2 separate regions of the Homo sapiens genome follow, and region 2 is linked to region 1. A link is a loop called in an ENCODE intact Hi-C map of the cell type or tissue named here. Cell type or tissue: chondrocyte. All regions are shown on one strand. Region 1 holds the start of FBLN5 (fibulin 5). Region 2 overlaps FBLN5 (fibulin 5).

What was found. A loop is a pair of places that touch in the nucleus more often than their neighbours do. Peaks named below come from ENCODE experiments on the same cell type or tissue, not always from the same donor. Only the 100,000 strongest peaks of a DNase experiment are listed, where the experiment ranks them.
Region 2: it touches region 1 in a loop (5-fold over the local background); 6 of 110 quality-filtered maps call a loop at or near these places.

The regions. Positions count from the first base shown.
Region 1 is chr14:91,944,436-91,949,435 of GRCh38, forward strand. FBLN5 (fibulin 5) reads right to left here and starts at 3,259. Exons shown (of 11, transcript NM_006329.4): 1 at 2,778-3,259. The coding sequence starts at 2,794. In chondrocyte, a CTCF peak has its summit at 900; no DNase peak of the experiment used is centred here.
Region 2 is chr14:91,891,078-91,896,077 of GRCh38, forward strand. FBLN5 (fibulin 5) reads right to left here. Exons shown (of 11, transcript NM_006329.4): 5 at 3,873-3,995; 6 at 144-260. Among named protein-coding and RNA genes, the nearest start is that of TC2N, 26 kb to the left of the region's middle. In chondrocyte, CTCF peaks have their summits at 2,033 and 2,243; no DNase peak of the experiment used is centred here.

The DNA.
Region 1 (5,000 bases):
GCCATTCTACTTCTAGGTATATACCCTCAAAAAATTAAAAGCAAGGACTTGAAACAGGTATTTGTAAACCTGTGTTCATAGCAGCATTATTCACAATAGCCTAAAGGTGGACGCAGTCCTTCGATGGATACATGGATAAACAAAATGCAGTCTGTACACACAAGGGAATAGTATTCAGTCTTAAAAAGGAAGGAAATTCTGACACATGCTACAATATGAATGAACCCTGACTGTATTATGTTAAGTGAAAAAAGCCACTCACAAAAAAGACAAAGTCTGCATGGGTCCATTTATACGAGGCACCTAGTGTAGTCGAAATTACAGAGACAAAAAGTGGAATGTTGGTAACCAGGGGCTTAGTGGGAGGGGAAGATGGGGAATTGTTTAATAGGTACAGAGATTCAGTCATGCAAGGTGAAAAGAGTTCTGGAGATTGCACAGCAATGTGAATGCAGTTAACACTACTGAACTAGACTCTTCAAAATGGTTATGGTAGAAAAAAAGACAAAATCAGGCTGGGCATGGTGGCTCCCACCTCTAATCCCAGCACTTTGGGAGGCCGAGGTGGGTGGATCACCCGAGGTCAGGAGTTTGAGACCAGCCTGGGCAACATGGTGAAACCCCGTCTCTACTAAAAATACAAAAATTAGCCGACTGTGGTGGCAGGCGCCTGTAGTCCCAGCTACTCTGGAGGCCAAGGCAGACAAATCACTTGAACCCAGGAGGCAGAGGTTGCAGGGAGCCGAGATTGCGCCACTGCATTCCAGCCCGGGAGACAGCGAGACTCCGTCTCAAAAAAAAAAAAAAAAAGAAAATCTAAACAAAAGCAGAGCGTTATCTAGTACTATTATTCAGTTCAACAGCAGTTTATCCAAGCAACTACTGCTTGTGGGTGTGGATGCCAGATGGAGGAGCTACAGAACTGTGAAACAACCACTACCCTTGAGAACCAGTTGGGGAGCCACGACAATGTCCATACACCTTGGCAAGGGCATGGAAAGAAATACCTATTGGGTGCCATAACAACCAGGCTGTGGGTAGCAACAAGACTTCCTGGAGAAGGTGATCTTGAAGGCTTCTTCAACAGAGCAGTGAACCTGGGGACATGGCTGAATTCTGGGGCCCGTTACTACAAACGTGCACCACAACAATATAATCCCTCCCTTTCAGGACACATGGCCCATCTGCATCAGCAACCCTGGGTATTAGAGGACCTGGAGTTAAGCTGACATCCAGAGGGAATAGGGCCCTGATACGATCTTAGGAGATGCGAGGCCATTTCCTTTATCGAGTCCCCAATCCAAAAAATAAGGACGCTGAGAGTCCACAAGTTTTCATGTAAGTGCCTGGGTGAGCCAGATTCTAGAACGCTGGAGACAGCTCTGACCTTATAAAGTGCAGAGCCAAATCCCAGGGCTTTTTGATATTTGCCATGGCCAGATTTATATCTGGAAGGAATGAAAGAACAATAACAAATTTATTTTCCAGTCTGTGTATTATGAATTTCAATGTTTTCCTGTTTCTTCACATGAAGTTTCCTTTCAGTTGGTTATAAAACCCTGTCTCGTTTATGTTGGAGAAAGAACAGGCTGACTGCAACACAGTGGACTTCAAGAGCTAGTTGAAAAGGCATGCTAACCCCATCTTTCCCCCTACTCCCCGCAGCCCCATTCCCTTTGGCTAGAGGCAGCCCTGGGACAGGTCTTGCCTCAAGCCCAGCCTCTTGGAAGAGCCACAGCTGAGTCCTGGGGGCCAAACAGGTTCCAGGCTAATAGGATTTTCCTAAAATGAAAGAATACCCAAGCACTACTGCCTCACAGCATCACGAATAGCTGCACCTTGTGATTAAAAAAAAAAAACCCTGGAAACTCCAAAAATGAACTAACTATAAGAATAGCTGGGGGGAGGCAGGTTGGTGCTCATAACCGGTCCTGGGAACTTTCTAAAGCAGGTGGGTTCGCCGGTGTTGTGCCTCAGCCTGAAACACAAGGAAAGCCGGAGAGACCAACCAAATACCAGGACTGCCTGTCACAGAAGTGCTGGTCCCCAATCCAGGATGACATTGTTACAGCTTAGTTTTCAGCACACACACACACACACACACACCCCACAGACACATACATACGCACACAAGGTTAATTTGTTCAAAGCAGTATGTTTTCAAGAGCTCGCTGAATAAAGACTGTGGGTGTCATTTAGGTAAAGTTCTCCAAGACTTAAGGATTACTTAACTGTAATTGCAATTTCCTTAAAGAATAGCAAAACATTTGCTTACATGTATCTCTGTCTGCAGTTCCCACTTCTCATTGGCTTGAAACTTCTGTGAGAATCCCACACAAACATAGAGCAAATCCAGCCCCGCGGTGTTCAGCTAGCCTGTCTGCTTGTCTATCAGCCGATGCGGCGCAGTAATTGCTAGTGAACTAGTAATTGGCCTCCCGAAATTTAAAAAATACATACAAAAATCCCTTAAAACGACAAAGTTGCTGCCCTTTCCAGAAAAGAAAGAGGAATGAAGCGCTGAGAATTTCGCAGCCCTCTCTGATGCTGGCTTTTGAAACTGTATTAGAAAATACCCACTCCCAAAAGAACGCTTCAAGATGGAAATTACAGAGGCGCAGCTTTTTATAATTAACAATATCATTGCATCACTAGCTCATGCCTTTTCCAATATCCTGACACCGCCTGAATCGCAGCCATAACCATTTTCCACCCATCGGATTTTTAGCAAGGCTTCCAGACCCTGGAGAAAGAAAAGTCCAGCGCCGAGAACCCACCTTTTTATTCCTGGCATGTCCAAGACGCGCGAGGAGGAGATGCGAAGGCGAGAAGAAAGCTCGCGGGCGGGACCCCCGGAGGAGCTCGGGCACGTCGGCCTCCTCTGGGCCCTCGGGGCTCGCGGGTGTTTTATTCCAGAGGGGCCGAGCGAGTCGTGGAGAGGACACGGGGAGAGCGCCGGGGTCCTCCCAGCCACTGCAGAGCCCTCAGCGCAAGCACCTGGTTTTGCTTAGCCCTCTTCAGTAATTCAGCATTAAACCAATTGGAGGAGGAATGTTAAAAATGAACACTTCATTTTCTAAGTATGTTAAACAATGCAAATGGGGCCTCAGTCTGGACACAGCTGGTTCAGATTACAGCGCTCACCAACTGGCTAGACTCCTCACAACAATCTTGGGGCGTCTGCCAGGGCCCAGTGCTCGGCGCTGGGAGGAGAGCCCTTCCCCGGCCGCGCTCGGCTGCGAGCGCCCGGGCAGAAGGCGAGGGGCGGGCGCGCGCAGGGGTGCGGGGGCTGGGAGGGCCCGGGCCCCTTGACCTTCCCACCCAGGGGCGGGGCGGGGCTGGCAGCGCGGCCCGGCGGGGAGGGGCGTGCACGCCCGCGCTGCGTGGCAAGGGGACCCGCGAGAACGTTGTCGCCTCCGGAAGGAAAGGGACTTGAACTCACGACCCACGCAGCTCCAGGGACTAGAAACTCACGATCGATTGGGAAACCAGAACCTACGAAGCAGAGGCTTGGGGCGAGCGACGGGAGAGTCGCGATCTTCCCGAAGAAGGGGTGGGGAGCAGCGGGGTGGGGTGGGGGGGAAGAGGATGGAATCCCGCTGGTGCGAATTCCAGACTTCAGCTTGTGCAATGCAAGTCTTAGGACGCTTTTCTCTCCCCGCCCTCATTCCCCGATTCTCCCTGGCATTTTCTCGCTTTCCTGGAAAAGTGTCCCCTGGCTCGAAAGTGATTTTAACAAGTTAAACGGTGATTTGAAGAAGGGACAGTCTGGAAAAGCAGAATGGTGGAGACAGCACATAAGACATGCTGAGTCCTTTGCATTCATTCTAGTGGAGGCTTCAACCTGTTTCTTTTTCCTGTTTGTTTGTTTGTTTGTTTGTTTGTTTTTAAGCCATTGGAGTACTTTTGTCAATGAAATCTTACAGAAGGCACTCACTCTATAAAACGCCAGTGGATGGACTGTGGCCTATCCCATCTGCTTCCACCTGCATCTTCCTACCTGCAGCCGAAAAGCCCTGATCCAGGTCCCCTGTCCTCACCACCACTCTAAGCAGTAGGAATGATCATCTCCATGTTATTAGAGGTGAAGATAAGAGAGGTTAGGTAACCTCCCCATAGTCACGCAGCTATTCATTGGTACAGCTGAGCCTCTGGAGTCTACATATTTAGCCTTCCCTAAGGCATTTTTGGGGGTAAGTAAATGGAATTCTACCCAAAGGAGAATAACAGAATGTGGATAGTTGTTGAAGCTGTGTCCATTATACTAGTCTAATCTATTTCCTTTTACGTGTTTGAAATTTCCTGTAAAACACTTTTTTAAATACCTTATGTTTATAAGGTTGTTCATCCCCCCATTGTTTGTAAAAGCAAAAGATTATAAACACCTTTAAGGTCGATCAGCAAGGCACCAATAGGGTTAAATAAAGTAAGGGGCTTCCAAAGGGACTATTGTGCAACCAATTAAAACCTAGACACTTAAGAGTCCACATCAAACGACTCCATTTATATAAAATTCAAAGTCAGATAGTGACTGGGAGGCAGCCCAGCCCCTTCTGGGTGCTGGTAATAATCTAATGATTGATCTGGATGCTGGTTATGTAGGGGTGTGTACATTTAATATTTGTGAAGTCTTATGTATGTTATATCTTATTTTGAAAAAAAGACTGAAACAGCTCCGTATGCACTGCTATTGAAGGGTTTCCAATATATTTTGTGGGTCAAAACAGTAGAATATTGGTAATTTCACATAGATTGATCTAATATAGTAATAAATGTAAAAAGTAAGCTGCAGAACTGTGTGTAAAGCATGCCATCATTTGTGGGAAAAAAAATAAATACATAAGTTCTTGCTTGTACACGTACAGAAAAGACATCACCTGAAGGATGCACAAGAAACCATGAGTATTATTGGTCTTAGCTCAGGCTGCTATAACAGAATACCATAGACTGGGTGGTTTATGCAATAACATTTATCTCTCCCAGTTCTGGAGGCTGGAAGT
Region 2 (5,000 bases), 53 kb before region 1:
AGTAATGGGGATGGGCGGGCAGTGGCAAGGAATGGGAATATACTGTAGCAGCAGTATTTCCCACAAACATAAGCTGCCAGGTGCTGAAGAAGGCTGCAGCTAGTGTCTCACATCATGTCCAAGTTATCATGCACGTCACATACCTTGGCAAGACCTTCCATCCTCATTGAGGGTAAAACCAGGGTTGCATGTACAAGAATAGGATCCAGGAACATTCGCACAGAGCTGCTGGCAGTAACCATAGCGACATTCATCAATGTCTGGAAACAGAAATGCAAGCAAAGTGAGACAGGTCTCCTCACTCAATGATGCCCCCACTAGCATGGCATGATTGCCTTGCTCTTCCCAAACAGGATCATGAACGGAAGCAAATGGGAACAGGAGCCAAGACAGTGCCTACTGAGTGTCACGGATGGTGATGCTGTCTCGAATACAAGGCTCAATCTCCCCACAATCTTTCCCCTCCTCGACCCATCTCAGTCCCATAAATACCTGAACCTATCCTAAAAGTTGCAGAAGAAATTTCTGCTTCGATTGGGATGTTGGGCAAAATGAGCTCTCCAATTTTACCCAGCTCTAAGATTCAACACTAAGGTTTATCCAAGATGGACTCTCCAATTTTTCCCAGCTCTAAGATTTGAGATTACCCAGCTCTTAAGATTTATCCAATGTTAAGATTCAACTCAAAGATTCCATATAGAGGCTCCACTGCCCAGGATTCTTCTTAACACGTAAGAAGAATCCATAGCATCACTCCAATAGGCTCCTTGCCAGCTCCATGAACAATGAATATGTCCAGCTGTCAGGAACAAGAGCCAGTTAGGCTGGGATGAGCTGGGCAGCATGACCCTGGAGACCCATGAATCCAGTAACATGAGGGCACTGGAATTCACCCTGAATCTCCTCCTTGCACCAGAGTGAACATAAAACTCTGGATAAACACATCTCTTCCAAGCCACAGCTGGCCTTGCCAGGGAAAGCGGCGGCACTGTGGGTGAATGGATCCTTTGAGCAGAGCTGGGCAATGTGACCTCCCTGTAATATGTATCCATCAATGGGGAGCCTGATGTCATTGGGAAAGCACTTCTCAACACCCCAAGCTGATGTGATAATGGGCTGGAGAATTCATTCCTGTGGGGTAAGGGTAGTGAATGAAATCACCGGCCTCCTGGCAGAGTCTGAGATGGCACCAATACAGGCTCCTGCTGTGACCAGTTGATCTGACTGTAGCTGGAACTGGTCCTTATCCCCACCTCCCCCAATCTAACCAGGTTTCCTCCCTGGTCCCCCTGTTCCTTTGGAACCAGGGGCCATCCAGGACTCTGGAAGCCGGCTTAGAGCCTCAGTCCTTGTGCCTGGTTTCTACCTACTGCCAGGAAGGACTCCACCTCCCAGATCCATCTTGATCCCTTACCTATTGTTCAGCCCTTCTCAGATTCTGTGCCCTGTCCTGTGATTCTGTTTTGTCTCTAAGTCCCGGCTACTTCTAACCTGGCCACTGCACTGCCCCTGAGTGCAGAGCAGCTCTTGCATAGAGGGCCCATTGGCTGTACAGTGGCTGGCCCTGACTTCTTCCCAGAGTGCAGTTGGGCACATCACCAAGGCCAGGCAGGCAGCAGGGGCTGGAGAGGGTACCCTTCACTACGGGTACCTTGGAAAAAAGGCAGCCCCCCTGACCCCTCATTTTTCTGCAAAAGCAGCATCTTCAGTGGTACACAGAACAGACAGTGTGTGGCTATGGAACTTGCATTTTGAAAGGGAAAGGTGAGTTTAGCCAGGGGAGGGCAGGAGTTCAGCCATAATTAGGCGACGTCTTCCTTTCAGATGTGAATATGAGTGGCTGGGCCACATGGTACCATGCTAGGCATCCATGAGCATCCTTTCCACAGCTCCATGCTCCCAGGAAGAGAACAACCCTCCCAGGTAGAGGAATGTCCGAGTTGCTGGCACCCCTCACATCAGAGGGTTTCTGTAACAGGGCTGGTATAGCCCGGTCTCCCCCTACCACTCCAGCGCCCCTTGTGGTGGGAAAAAAAAACTAGACTGAGACACGGGAGACTTGGAAGTTAGACCCAACTCACTTTGTCTAAAATGTTCTTTCTCTATGAGTCTCAGTCTGCGATGCTATAAAAGTTGGATGACATAATATTCAACATCCTTTCCAGCTCTGAAATTCGACATATTAAGTTCCTGTACAAATAACTCTCTGTCACTGATCTGCTTATGTTCAAATAAGTAGCATCAAATTTTCCATTATAGCAGAGGTTGGTTTGAATGCACAGTGACTGTCATATTCACAGACGCCCATGTGCAAGCCTGGAAAGGAGAATCAAGCCAATCTAGGCCTCAAGGATGCTTCGGACGGGGCTTGAGGGCAGACCTACTCAGCCTCAATCAAGAAACTTAGAAAGAGGTAGCTTTTCTTTGTTTCCATGATTTCGTTTGGATCTGTTTCTCAACTCCTCCAGGACTGACTTTCAGGCAACAGAATGGTGTCTTAGAGAATTTAAACTGGCAGGGCCTTTTCTAGAAAACACAGCATAGAAATCACACCCTAGAATTAGAAATTGAAGTGACAGCTAGAGTTTGCTGTGAATTCACTCACTTGGCTAAACCCAAAACTAGAGGGGAAGAAAGGAAAATAACCTTCCAGTAAAATAAACAGAAAGATCAGAGAGCAGATGCTAACTGCAAAGGCAGTTCTCAATTGGTGATGACTGACTCCTCAGGAGTAAAATGGAAGGCCATAGCCGGTGGGGTGGGTGTGGTGGTTGGTGGCGGGGAAGGGCAAAGACAGGGTGTTGAAAGGAACTGATGTAAGATCAGGATCTACTGATCCACATTCAAGACTTGCCACATTTCTGTGACTAAGCGAAAGTGTTCCCTTCTCTTAGCATTATTTCTAACTAAAGCAAAATCATCCTCACCTCTGTCACTTCCTGGCCTGGATATAAACTTCGTGAAGACAGGAAGAAAGTCAAGGTAAAATCAAACTTAAAAAATACATCCAAAACCATAGCCCTTAAAAAATATATTTGAGGCTGGGCATGGTGGCTCACACCTGTAATCTCAGCACTTTGGGAGGCTGAGGCAGGCAGATCACTTTAGCCCAGGAGTTCGAGACCAGCCTGGCCAACATGGCAAAACCCTGTTTCTACAAAAAATACAAATATTAGCTGGGCATGGTGGCACATGACTGAAACGCCAGCTACTCACTCAGGAGGCTGAGGCAGGAGAATCACTTGAACCCAGGAGGTAGAGATTGCAATGAGTCAAGATCGTGCCACTGCACTCCAGCCTGGGCAACAGAGGGAGACACCATATCAAAAAAAAAAAAAAAAAAAAAAAAACCGAAAAAAACCATTCAAGGCCGTGCGTGGTGGCTCACACCTGTAATCTCAGCACTTTTGAGGCGGGCAGATGACTTGAGCCCAGGAGTTCAAGACCAGCCTGGCCAACATGGCAAAAGCCCCATTTGTACAAAAAATACAAAAATTATCTGGGCGTGGTGGCACATGCCTATGATCCTAGCTACTCGGGAGGCTGAGGCAGGAGAATCACTCAAACCCAGGAGGCGGAGGTTGCGGTGAGCCGAAATTGCGCCATTGCACTCCAGCCTGGGGGACAGTAAGACTATGTCTCAAAAATAAATAAATACATTCAAAAACTATAATGATGACAAGATGGCGATGATGGCAATTGATTTTCAAGGGTGGTTACACATGTGAGTTCAATAGCCTTCCACCCCTCCCGCCCTCCCTAGCAAAGAAAAGCTTACTACCCTCAGGCAGCCAGCTATGCCCATACCTCAAAATGCCCCTGGCAACCGTTAACTTCCAAGAGTCCCTGTGACCCCCCCAGAGAGCTGTTACCTAAGCACTGGCCTTCCAGAAGCCAATATCCGTCGGTGCAGGAGCAGGTGTACCCGCCTTCAGTATTGATGCAGATCTGGGTGGGGTTGCACTGGTGGGAATCTGTTGCACACTCGTCCACATCTGTAATACAGACATAGTCCAAAGAATGTCACTCACATCCATCTAGAGCCCTGGAGCCACCAGGGGTGCCAGTGGCTCATCTTGGCTGGGAGGCAGTTAATAAGGTCACTAGGTTACACCCAAGGAGGTGGCAGTGCTTCCCCGATGGGCACCTCTAGGAGACACTGACCTCTACTGAAGGCTGAGCTAGTCTGCTCACCAGAAATCCACAAAGGGAAATGGCCAAGAAGGGAACCCTTATCCTCAGGAATCCTTCTGCCATCCTATGCCATTGCTCTTTGAAGGTGCATTACCTTGACAATAACCATTACTTGATTTAGAAAGCCATTTTGTATTAGGCTTGTTCATTCATATGTTAAACAGGGGTCTGCTGCGTACCTACTGTGTGCACAGGACTATGATAAACACCACTGAGAACAAAACAGAAGTAAAGGAAATGTCCCCAGCTGGGCATGGTGGCTCACGCCTGTAATCCCAGCACTTTGGGAGGCTGAGATGGGTGGATCATCTGAGCTCAGGAGTTCAAGACGAGCTCAGGCAACATGGTGAAACCCCGTCTCTACTAAAAATTAAAAATTAGCCGGGCCTGGTGGCATGCGCCTGTAGTCCCAGCTACTCAGGAGACTGAGCTGGGAGGATCGTTTGAGCCCAGGAGGTGGAGGCTGCAGTGAGCCGAGATCGCACGACTTCACTCCAACCTGGGAGACAGAGTGAGACCCTGTCTCAAAAAAAAAAAAAAAAAAAAAAAAAGTTCCCTGCCAACAGAAGCTGGCAGTCCAGTTGCTTAATGGTATTCACCCGTGAAAATCTTTCGGTCTGAAGCTCTCCAGTCTTCGCTCCACTCCATAGTTCCTGGGGCTAATCTCTGTCTGTCCTCTGCTCACAGCAAGTCTCTCTATGCTGCTCTAGAGCCCACTGCCATCTGTCTGGTGGCATGAAGATACTTGCATCCACCTCGGTCCCTTCTTAACTTAGAGCTTCAGAGCACAGATATCGAGCCATATT